Linked DNA regions of Homo sapiens: region 1 is linked to region 2. A link is a loop called in an ENCODE intact Hi-C map of the cell type or tissue named here. Cell type or tissue: sigmoid colon. All regions are shown on one strand. Links, peaks and the distances in the headings refer to the core of each region. The heading gives the core; the rest is flanking DNA. Region 1 overlaps TBC1D19 (TBC1 domain family member 19). Region 2 has its middle 74 kb from the start of SMIM20.

What was found. Hi-C counts contacts between places; a loop is a spot of excess contacts. Peaks named below come from ENCODE experiments on the same cell type or tissue, not always from the same donor. Only the 100,000 strongest peaks of a DNase experiment are listed, where the experiment ranks them.
Region 1: it touches region 2 in a loop (4-fold over the local background); 13 of 110 quality-filtered maps call a loop at or near these places.

What each region holds. Positions count from the first base shown.
Region 1 is chr4:26,717,488-26,722,870 of GRCh38, forward strand. It overlaps TBC1D19 (TBC1 domain family member 19), which reads left to right. Exons shown (of 21, transcript NM_018317.4): 14 at 446-530; 15 at 2,594-2,638. Among named protein-coding and RNA genes, the nearest start is that of TBC1D19, 140 kb to the left of the region's middle. In sigmoid colon, for the core only: a CTCF peak has its summit at 2,658; no DNase peak of the experiment used is centred there.
Region 2 is chr4:25,985,133-25,990,515 of GRCh38, forward strand. No RefSeq gene overlaps it. Among named protein-coding and RNA genes, the nearest start is that of SMIM20, 74 kb to the left of the region's middle. RefSeq lists an enhancer at 3,244-3,443. In sigmoid colon, for the core only: a CTCF peak has its summit at 3,161 (motif pointing right); a DNase peak (open chromatin) is centred at 3,169; H3K27ac peaks cover 227 bases.

The DNA.
Region 1 (5,383 bases), core at 187-5,186, 730 kb after region 2:
CTAAGTACCACGAGTTGCCTTCCCTCCCACCCTGACATGCCTAACTGCGTGATGCATCCCAGTATGAGTCAAGTTCATTTCCTGCACTTCCCAAATTGCTCTATGTCACAATAGTTACTCAGGGTCTTCTCCATACATTTTTCATCTGTTAAATTTCCCCCAGGTGCTTCTCTTGTCCAGATAGAAAACACAAGAGAAGAGTCAACTGTTAGTTAGCAGTTTGCATTTTCTGCTCTTCAAAGTTGAGGTAGCAAATGGTGAGAACTCTTTGGAAGAATTTGGCATCCCACTGTAATGCTTACCAAAGGTATACCGATAAAGGGCATTCTTCCCACCGCAAGGCACGGTACTTGAACTTGAAGGATGCCTCCTGAGTAGGAAATAATGAATTACCTGGTTTTATAATAGTGCTTAATTGCTATTTTTTTTCCAATGTTATATTCAGGTATTACTTTGTTTTTCCCGGGATACATCTGTGTTGAGTCACTTTGCATTCAACAGTGCCTCGCCACCAAAATCATACATAAGAGGTAAATTTTTAATAATTTTAAGGAAGTATTAAGACTTACATAATCATGCCAAGAATATTTGTTTTATTTTTGGAGATAGTGGTGTTGCCAAATTATTATAAATTACTTAAGATTTCTCTCAGATGACCGTAATTATCCTTTCATACCTCAAATCAGTGCCCAAGTAATTTATCACAAATCACGGGAAAGTGGTTCCCAGAAGCAGCATTTCAAGTTACTTTCTCTGTCTTCCCTGTGTGCTCTACCCTTTATTGTTGTTTTTATGTCATATCTGTTGACTTTTCTTTTTCTTTCTAAGTTTATAACACAGATTTGCTTTTTCTACTTTTTTTAACAATCTATACTTCTCTCAAAACGCTCCACCACACACAAAACTTTGATACAATTTATATGCTTTTAGCTCTCCAATGTCTAGTTTAGTTATTTTTCTCCTCTTTATCACCAGCTGCTTATAAAATATCAATATCCTGCCATCATCTGAAGATACAATTAACTTCAGCTGAATGCCCTTCCCAACTTTTCCTTTTTATTAAATGGTGAACACCCAACACTGAAAGCTCAGACTTCATTGTGTATGGTCATTCTGCCATTTCCATGAAGAAAGAAACTTTCTCCTGTATCTCTTATGTCTGAACTATCTGCCTGATTGCTCCACCTCCTACCCTAGGAGAGGCCACATAACCTTGTGCTGGATTTCAGCTACCCCTAACATAAGGTTTTCTTAGGTCCATTGCTTCTAAATTGAATTTATGGAAACCTTTTGTTTGTTTCTTTAAGTCTTCTGCTGAAAAACTGATTGTAAACTGAATTATCTACTGAGCTCACCTCTAAACTCAGCCAGGATTTTAAGGCCTTTGACCAGTTGATACTGTCCTAACCTAACTAACTTTGCTTCCCTGATTATTCCACAATACCCCATATTCGTTCTAGCCTCCCTATAGTCCCTGCATGTGGAAGGCTTCCCACTTTCCAACCTTAAAAATCATAGGTCCTTGAAGAACTAGCCAGTACCTCACCATGTCCACCAACCCATCATCTATTTCTCTCTCCTCTGAACTTCTAAACACTTAAAGTCTGTGCTAGAAAAGTTAGCAAATATACCCTAATGTTTCATGGTTTAGTCTGGACTATAAACCACATGGTTGAGAGAACATATATATGTTTGCCTCTCAGCATCTAGCCCAGTAATCAATTTTATCTACTTACCTACCTACCTATTCATTATTCCATTCTCTTCTTGCTCACAAGATCAATCCTTTTTGTTTCCACCCTAACCTGAACTGCTCACACTTCTTATTCTTCATTTCGTCTCTGTCACCACCCCTAACAAGAATAAAAAGAACTTTTTTTAACTAAAAATATTACTCTTAGCCCAGTATAAAAATACAAGTGACTTTTCAATAAACTCAAAAGTGTTAGAAAAACTGTCAAAGTAAAAGCTATTTAAAGATATTCAGTGGAAGGTGGAAAAAACTGAGAACTTTTAAGAGTTTTAAAGGAAAGATACTTTTTAAAACTCTCTTAAATATTTGACTATTGTGAATATACTTTACTTTTCTGGGACAACTCTGATTTCAAATATTCAGCCCCATTCTGAAATCATGTGAACTGTTTTGGTATTCAGAAAATATGACCACCATACAGCTAGTCATTTAATTTTTAACTTTCAGCACATTCCATAAAAGTGTACACACAGTATTACAAAGCTTAAGACTTGCTTTAATGAATAGATTAGACTTATTTGTAATTAGCAAAACAATTTTATGCATAATAAATAGATACTTCTCTTCTTAAGTGCCTAAGGAACTTGAAAGCGTTTGTTCTTTTGGTTGTTTTGTGTCGCTTCTGTTGTACTTATGTTCGTGTTACTTTAATTGATGAAAGGGTTTGCTAATACCAAAAGATTGGCTGGTACATTTTTAAGTTAATTTCATATCATGAAATGACATATCAGTTTATAGTAGTTTTTAAAATTCCGTTGTTAGTACATTCACAAAATAAGTTGATTTTTAAAGATTTATTTACTTAATCATATTGAAATCCTCTATGGTTTTCTCTTATAGGAAAACTAGGACTGGAAGAATATGCTGTCTTTTACCCACCAAATGGTAAGAGTAATGCTATTGCTTCCTCTAGTGGGAAGTGAAAAAATTACAACTTTTATAATCAAAATGTGACTTTCTTATTCTCTTTAATGGATAATCATTTATTATCTAAAATAAACCTTCCATAGAATGTATAATTTAATGAAATCCTCCACATTTGTGGTAGGTTTGTGCTAAATTATGCATACTCTCTCTGATTCTCCCTGGGACCAACAGTAAACCTGTGAGAAAGCTGAGTATGCTTAGATCTAAGTCCAAGGCACTTCATTTTCCTGTGAAGAACACTAGCTAATCCAATGCAGACCTTCCTTTTGGGTTTTTTGGAGCTGGGCTTTACTCAATTGAGTGGATTATCTTGTATTGCACCTTATTGTTCTCATAATTTGACCAATGTAGTATTTATGAAACAAAAATATTATTAAAAGGTATCACTGAAATCACCTATTTTGATGTTATAAAGTGATCAAATATATAATGACCTCATTAGACATTAAATATTCTTTTGAGATAACTAGACAGGTTTTAAGATATGCTTCTTGGAAAAGCAATATATAGCAGTCCTTATGATAATATTAAGTTGCATCCTGAAGAAGTTCTTTTACTCCAGCAGAGTTAAGAACATGGGTTTTGTAATCCAGCAGACTTGGGTTCAGATCCCAATTCTTCCAGCTTATCCTATGACCTTAAGTAAGTTACATGACTTCTCTGAACTTCAGGTTCATCATCTGTACCATGTGGATAATAGATTACATGAGATATGGTATATAAAACCACAAAGTGCCTGACATGTAGTGAGTGCTCAGAAGATGTAGCTGTTATGAGTGTGTTTAACTTTACTGATCACTATATCTAAAACTCATACGTGGCTTTGGCTTTCATGGCGCTGTTCTCTCCCTGTGTCTCTCAATATGGAATCTCAGTTTCATGGGCCATCTACCTCTGTCCCTCTTTTAATATCTCACTCTTGTTCTGCTGCTCTTCTCTTTTCTTACTTTTATCTAGGGGCTGCCATTTGCTTTTATGATTCTATCTATTGTTAATTACTCTAAAATATATCCAGTTCGTACCTCTCCCATAACTACCTAAAGCTTAATATGTCCCAGCCTGAACTCACTGTTTTATCTTCTTATGCCCACCCCCAAAAGAAAAAAGAAGAAACTAAATTAAAAAACAAAAAACAAAAACCCACCTATTTCTCTCTCAGTTAATTGAATTGTCATCTTCCTAGTAACTCAAGGCCATCCTAGATTTCTCTCCACCTTGTCCCCAACTCATCTAATAAGTCGCGAGGACCTTCCAATTTTATCTTCCAAATACGTCTGGAACCCTCTCTTCCACACCATCCCCGCTGCCTTGTCTCCTTTCAGTTCTTACTATCTCTAGCTTGTTAATTGCAACAACCATCTAACTGGTCCCTCTTCCCACAGTCTTTTCTAGTTTTGCTGTCTTTTACACTGCTCATTTGAGTTATACATCTAAAGTGAAAATCTGCAAATTGCCATTTTTCTCAAAGTGTTCTTAATGGCTTCCCATCTCTTAACAAGTGATATTCAAGCTTCTCAGCATGACATATGAGGACCTCTTGAGTCTGATCCCTATAGTCTACCTCCTAGCTTCATTTTCCACTATTTCCCATCTCATTTTTAATTATAGCAATATCAAACTATTTATTATTTATACCCACAGCTACATACTCTCACGAAAGCACTATGCTGCTTCCTGTCTCATCACTTCTCATGTTTCCATGCTTAGAATAGCCCATCTAACCTTTCTTCACCTGGCTGTCATCAAGCTCAGTTTAGGCATGATCCTCTTTCAGGAAGCTTTCCCTGAATCCCCAGGTTAGGCTAAGGGCCCTTCCTCTAGACTCCCATAGTACCTGGTCTAAACTCTTTGGTATCTCTAGCTATGTTATCTTGATATTGTTTGTTTATACTTTATCTCCTCCTCTTAATTGCAAGCTTCTTGTAGTTCAGAGCCATATCATTCATTTTTGTTGCCTCAGTATCTAGCATGTAATAGGACTGTAATGAGTATTTATTTGAACTCAATTAGAGGTTTGTTAATTTTAACTTTATATATTACCATTGTTACATCTATTATCCCAGAAACTTACTTTTATAGTAACTTTTTATATTTTATCTAAGAAGCAAGAAACAATAACAAAATACCTCTGAATAGCCAAAAGAGTTGTCCATGGACTCAAGTTCTTCTCTCCATCCATAGAAGTGTTTTTTCAACTTAGTTTAGAATATATTAGCTTTTACTTAACACACATGTCTAACAAATTGGTTAACTCTTTTTTATGCCTCCTACAAAAATAGAAGCATGGAAAAGGCTGATATAGATATGAAAAAATAGCAACAACAGTGAGAAGTAAAAAGGAGACTTCACAAAGGAAAATACAGGAGCTATAAAACAGCGTATTAGACCACTCCAGCAAATCAGTCTGGGGCCATTTTATGTAAAAGCTAGTAACACTGTGCCCTTTAAGAAGGTATCACTAAGTTGCAGCATATTATAATTTAGCATCTTTATAATGAGCTCAAGACACCAAAAAAAATCTCGCTATAGTAATAATTGTAACAGTATAGTTATAGCAGCAGCAGCAAACATTTTCCAAGCAGTACTATATCCCAGGCAATGTGTTAAGTATATGACATATATTAATTCATTTAGTCCTTACAAGAACCTATGAGGAAGGTACTAATATTATCCCTATTTACAGATAAAGAAACTGAGGCATAG
Region 2 (5,383 bases), core at 268-5,267:
AAAGGGAACAGCAAAAGCTTCCAGGAAGGTAGGAAAGGGTTTGAGAATAGGAAGCAATTTGACTTTCCCATGACATTACTGGGAGATTAATGAAAAAATGGTTCCCTCTAAGAGCCTCTGAGACATGCCTTATAGGCAGGGCACCTGTGGTTCAGAACAGCCCCAGACAAAGCTGGAGAAGAAAGCAGCAAGCTCACCACCCCACCCCCCCAAGATTCCCACTCTCCCCTGAATTCCCCTCTCTGTATCCTGCAGCCCCTTTCCCTTGCAACAACAAAACAGCCATAATAATACTCACACTTACCAAATGTCTACTGTGCTAGGCCCTATTCTAAGTGCTTTTTTTTTTTTTTTTTTGACAGAGTGTTGCTCTGTCACCCAGGCTGGAGTGCAATGATGTGATCTCGGCTCACCACAACTTCTGCCTGCTGGTTTCAAGTGATTCTCCTGCGTCAGCCTTCTGAGTAGCTGGGATTACAGGTGCCTGCCACCATGCCTGGCTAATTTTTGTATTTTTAGTAGAGATGGGGTTTCACCATGTTGGCCAGGCTGGTCTTGAACTCCTGGCCTCAAGTGATCCGCCTGCCTCGGCCTCCCAAAGTGCTGGGATTGCAGGCATGAGCCACCATGCCTGGCCCTAAGTGCTTTTATATACTAATTTATTTAATCCTCTCAACAACCTGTGGGCAGAGCATGGCATTATGACCCTTTCTATTTTATATATAAAGAAGTGAATGCACAGAAGTTTGCCAGAGGTCACCTGGGAAATACTTGCTGCAGGCTGAATTTGAACCTAGGCAGTCTGGCTTGCAACCAACCCCTCATCCATTCTTCACACTGTGGAGTGGACGGCTGGTAGGGAGTTCATGGGTTAGCTCTCCATAGCTACCCCTTCACTTGTTCATTTGCTCATCCACCCAAGGAGAATTTAACACACCTATTTTGCTGACTCTGCCCCAGCCCCACACGGGATTCCCCTGTCTAATGCCTCCAGTCTTGCAGGGCAGGGAGACACTTAGAAATGACAGGGACCCTATATAATAGGATTGTGTCCAAGAGGCTCTGAGGCAAAGAACAGGGGGATTCACAGCGTAAGACAGTCAAGATCGGCTGGATAAAGGCAGTGGTGGATATGCAAGGTCTTGAAGGGCAGGTAGGTGTTTCCCAGGCAGATAAAGGGATGTTGCCTTTGGAAAATAAGAGAGAGCTATGGTGGGTATATATGGAGATGCGAGTGGGGTGAGGCAGGAGGAGAGCACAGAGGAGAAGCTAGCTGGGTGCTGTGCTGAGGAGGTGTTTCATCCTAGAGGCTATGGCATTTTAAAGCCCCTTTGGGGCTGGAAACAGCATGGTCTTCAAACTCCATAGTAGCTTCCCATCATACATAGTCTAAAACCCAAAGTCCCCACTGTGGCCTAGAAGGCTGTACATGATGTGGCCTCCCAGCCCAGGATCTCATCTTTGCTCTCATCTCCCCCCAACTATTCCTATCTTCCTGCTCTTCCTCAAACAAGCCAAGCCTATGACCTAGACATTGAACTTGCTGCTCCCTCTGCCTGGAACTCTCTTTAGCAGAGTTTGGCTTAATCGGCTAATTACATTCAGCAGAGCTTTAGCATGGCTCTCAATAAATGCTTACTTGTTAAATGAATGAATGAGGTCTATTTTATGATATTTCAATTCATTGAAAGTAAGTATACAGACAGCTCTCAGCCATCTAACTGGGCTGAATAATGAACCAGGACACACTGTCGCCCTTCGGGCTGGCCTGATGGCCCTGTTAGGTCTGGACTGTCACTGGGTTGCTAGCAAATCCTCCTGAGCGGGTGTGGGCTGCAGTCAAAGCGAGGCTGCTTAGCAATTTGGCTCCTCAGCCTGTGGCTGCAGCTAACAACACTGCTGCCACAAACACGTCTCAGTAGCAGAAAAGAAGCCGTGAAATTGCCTGAATTGAGGAGCTGACGGGAAAGTAAAAGGGGCCTGTCAAAATCCAAGTAAACTAAAAGGCAATTCCTCCTTGCCACTGATGCACTTTTGACACTTGGAAAAGGGGAGAGAAAAGTCTCTTCCACTTCGCATCCAACCTATACCCTCCTTTCCTCTGTCGTCTCCCTGCACTCATAACAGAGAGGGACGGAGAGTCCTACAAGCTGTTGGGTGACCGTGGCCCTAGGGCGAAATGAAATCGCTGGCCGCATTATTAGGGAAACATGGTCTTGACAATTCTGGATGATCAAAATAGCAATAAAGTCTTTGATGGGAAAGACAAAAAGCACCCTACTTCTCTCCCGGGTAGCAGAGTGTCCAAATAAATTGTTTCGATAATTAGCAATTCATTCATGTTCATCCGTACTCAGTACTCGCCTCTTGTCTTTGTTCTTGGTTATTTCAGAACAAAACAAAAAAAAACTAAGGTGGGCTCCCAAATTTTGCCCCCTAACTCAGTGCTCAAGTTTATTTCTCATGTTATTAGTCTTTCCTGTGAATGATAACATCAGCTGATTATAAATAAATCAAGGTCCTTTTCTAGCAGTTACTGCTAAAAGTTAATGTCTCAGGCAGGATAGGGCCTATTTCAATATGCCTTAAACATGGGATGGAGCAGCTAAGCCATTTGCGCTCAGAATGCTGGTGAAGAAATTAGGGCTTAATGAATCCTGAAACAACCAGCCTCTCCTCTCCTATATGGAGAAAAGAAAACATGGCTCGCAATTTTAAATGTGAACCAACAACTTGTTTAGAAATTGTTATTTAGAGATAGTGGCAGTGGGGGACTCTGGAAAGCAGATGTCTTCACACCTCATGAGAGACATTGTTTTCTTAGGAAAGGCTGAGGTCGCCCCTCAGAGATTCTGATGATGAAATTTGGAGCCCACGTTTCCTACAATTCTGTGCATGCGGATGGCGGGTTTTAAATGCCCAGAATGTCCAATTTGCTAGGGGCCTCTTGGGGGTTAGGTAATTGCCTGGCAGCTTCTGCGGGTTCTACTGGCAATGGGCTCAGTAGAGTTACTCCTTGAAGATTTCAAGGCAAAGTGACTTCCCAATATTTGCAAATTGGCAAGCTATGAAGGTTTTGAAAAAAGCAGATGGAGGTTGGAGAGCTCGGAGCAGGCGCCGGAAATCTCAACTCAGAGAATGCGCGGGAGCCAGTTCTCCATCGGAGCGCTAGATGGCGCCAGCAGCCTGTCCGGGCTGAACCGCCTTCACCCTCCTCGTTCTCAGGGCGAGGCTGGCCCATAAAGAAGTGACTGTGGAACAACAACAACAAAACACCCAGAAAAGGCTTCCCGTTGCTTCAGGAGCACCGAGGGTGAATGTGGAAGGTGATTGGTGACACGTCTAGCTCTGGACGGCAGCACGTGGGCTGGCCGACAGGTTAGGAACCACTGCTGTGTGCTGTGTTGCATTGCTCTCCAATTGTCAGTACCGGGACTTTCTGATGACGGAGTCTCACTCTGTCACCCAGGCTGGAGTGCAGTGGTGTGATCTCTGCTCACTGTGCCCTCCGCCTCCCGGGTTCAAGTGACTCTTCTGCCTCAGCCTCCCGAGTAGCTGGGATTACAGGCTTGCGCCACCACGCCTGGCTGATTTTTGTATTTTTAGTAGAGACGGGATCTCACCATGTAGGCCAGGCTGGTCTTGAACTCCTGACCTCAGGTGATCCCCTGGCCTCGGCCTCCCGATTAGCTGGGATTACAGTCGTCAGCCACTGTGCCCAGCTTCTGATTGTCTTTTTACTCTTTTCTATCCCTGTTCTCTACTCCAAAGGCAGCTGCTTTAATGTGATTCATGCATATCCTTGAATTCATATTATCCATAGAAAAAAATCTGTGATCTCGAGCACGCATGCATGCATGTGCGTGCGCGCGCACACACACACACACACACACATTCAAAGAGTTTGAGTAAGAATGTACTTTTTAAAAAAAGCACCTAATCCACATTAACATTGCAAATTAGAAATCCAAAATCTAGGCTGGGTATGGTAGCTCATGTCTGGAATCCCAGCATTTTGAGAGGCTGAGGCGGGAGGATTGCTTGAGGCCAAGAGTTTGAGACCAGCCTGGGGAACATAGCGAGACGCCATCTGTACAAAACAAATCAAAACAGATGTGGTGGCGTGCACCTGTAGTCCCAGCTACTCGGGAGACTGAGGTGGGATGATCCCTTGAGTTCAGGGCTGCAGTGAGCAATGATCATATACCAGTGTACTCCCACCTGGCAACACAGCAAGACCCAATCTCTCTAAAGTTAAAAAAAAAAGTTTTCATAAAAAAAGAAAAGCATGCAAAGTCTAAGAAGGACAGACAAAGAGCTCGAGGTTTCACATTGGGTTGGGACAGCACTTGGCCTCCATCCCAGGCATCTTGATTCACAGGTCAGTACTTCTTCCACCAGAGCACGCATAGATTTTTAATTCACACAAATGAGTTATTAGTCTGGATCTAGCAAGAAAATTAGAAACCACTCTAGGTCTTTCAAACAGAGAAAATTTAATATAGGGAATTGGTTACCCAAGTTGATAGGCAAACTGAGAAGACAAACAGGTGACCCAGAGATTATCAACCTCAGGAAGCCACCATGACCCCTAGGGCTGGAGCAGCAATAGGAAGGATGATGCTACTGCTTTATGGCTGGGACTCCAATGTAGGGACCGCTGGCAGGATCTGAAACAGTCGAGGAGGGGCCATCTGACAGAAGGCAGAGCCAAGGAAGAGAAACAGGGTTGTGGGAGCTACCGGAGGAAAGACATAGAGAAACACCCTGGCTCTCCCTTCTTCCCCTCTCTAATCTTCTACCAGTTTCCCATTCCCTAAACCAACCCACAAGCCAGAGCCATGAGAGCTGGCAATTGTAGTTCCCTAGGATATAAGGAAGAGCAGAGGAAAGGCAGAGATGGATTGAGAACAAACTGGCAGTTTGGCATAGGCAGAATGGTGATGTGCTGAAGGTCCTGCTGTTATAAATGTTCATGTGTGAGGCCAGGCGTGGTGGCTCACACCTGTAATCCCAGCACTTTGGGAGGCCGAGGCGGGCGGATCACCTGAGATTGGGAGTTCCAGATCAGCCTGACCAACATGGAGAAACCAACATGGAGAAACCCCATCTCTACTAAAAATATAAAATTAGCGGGGCGTGGTGGCAGGTGCCTGTAATCCCAGCTACTCCGGAGGCTGAGGCAGGAGAATCGTTTGAACCCGGGAGGCGGAGTTCGCAGTGAGACGAGATCGCACCATTGCACTCCAGCCTGAGCAACAAGAGAACAAGAGTGAATCTCTGTCTCAAAATTAAATAAATAAATAAATAAATAAATGCCCGTGTGTGTGTGTGTGTGTGTGTGTGTATGCATGTGTATGCATTTAATACGGAATTGAGGTGA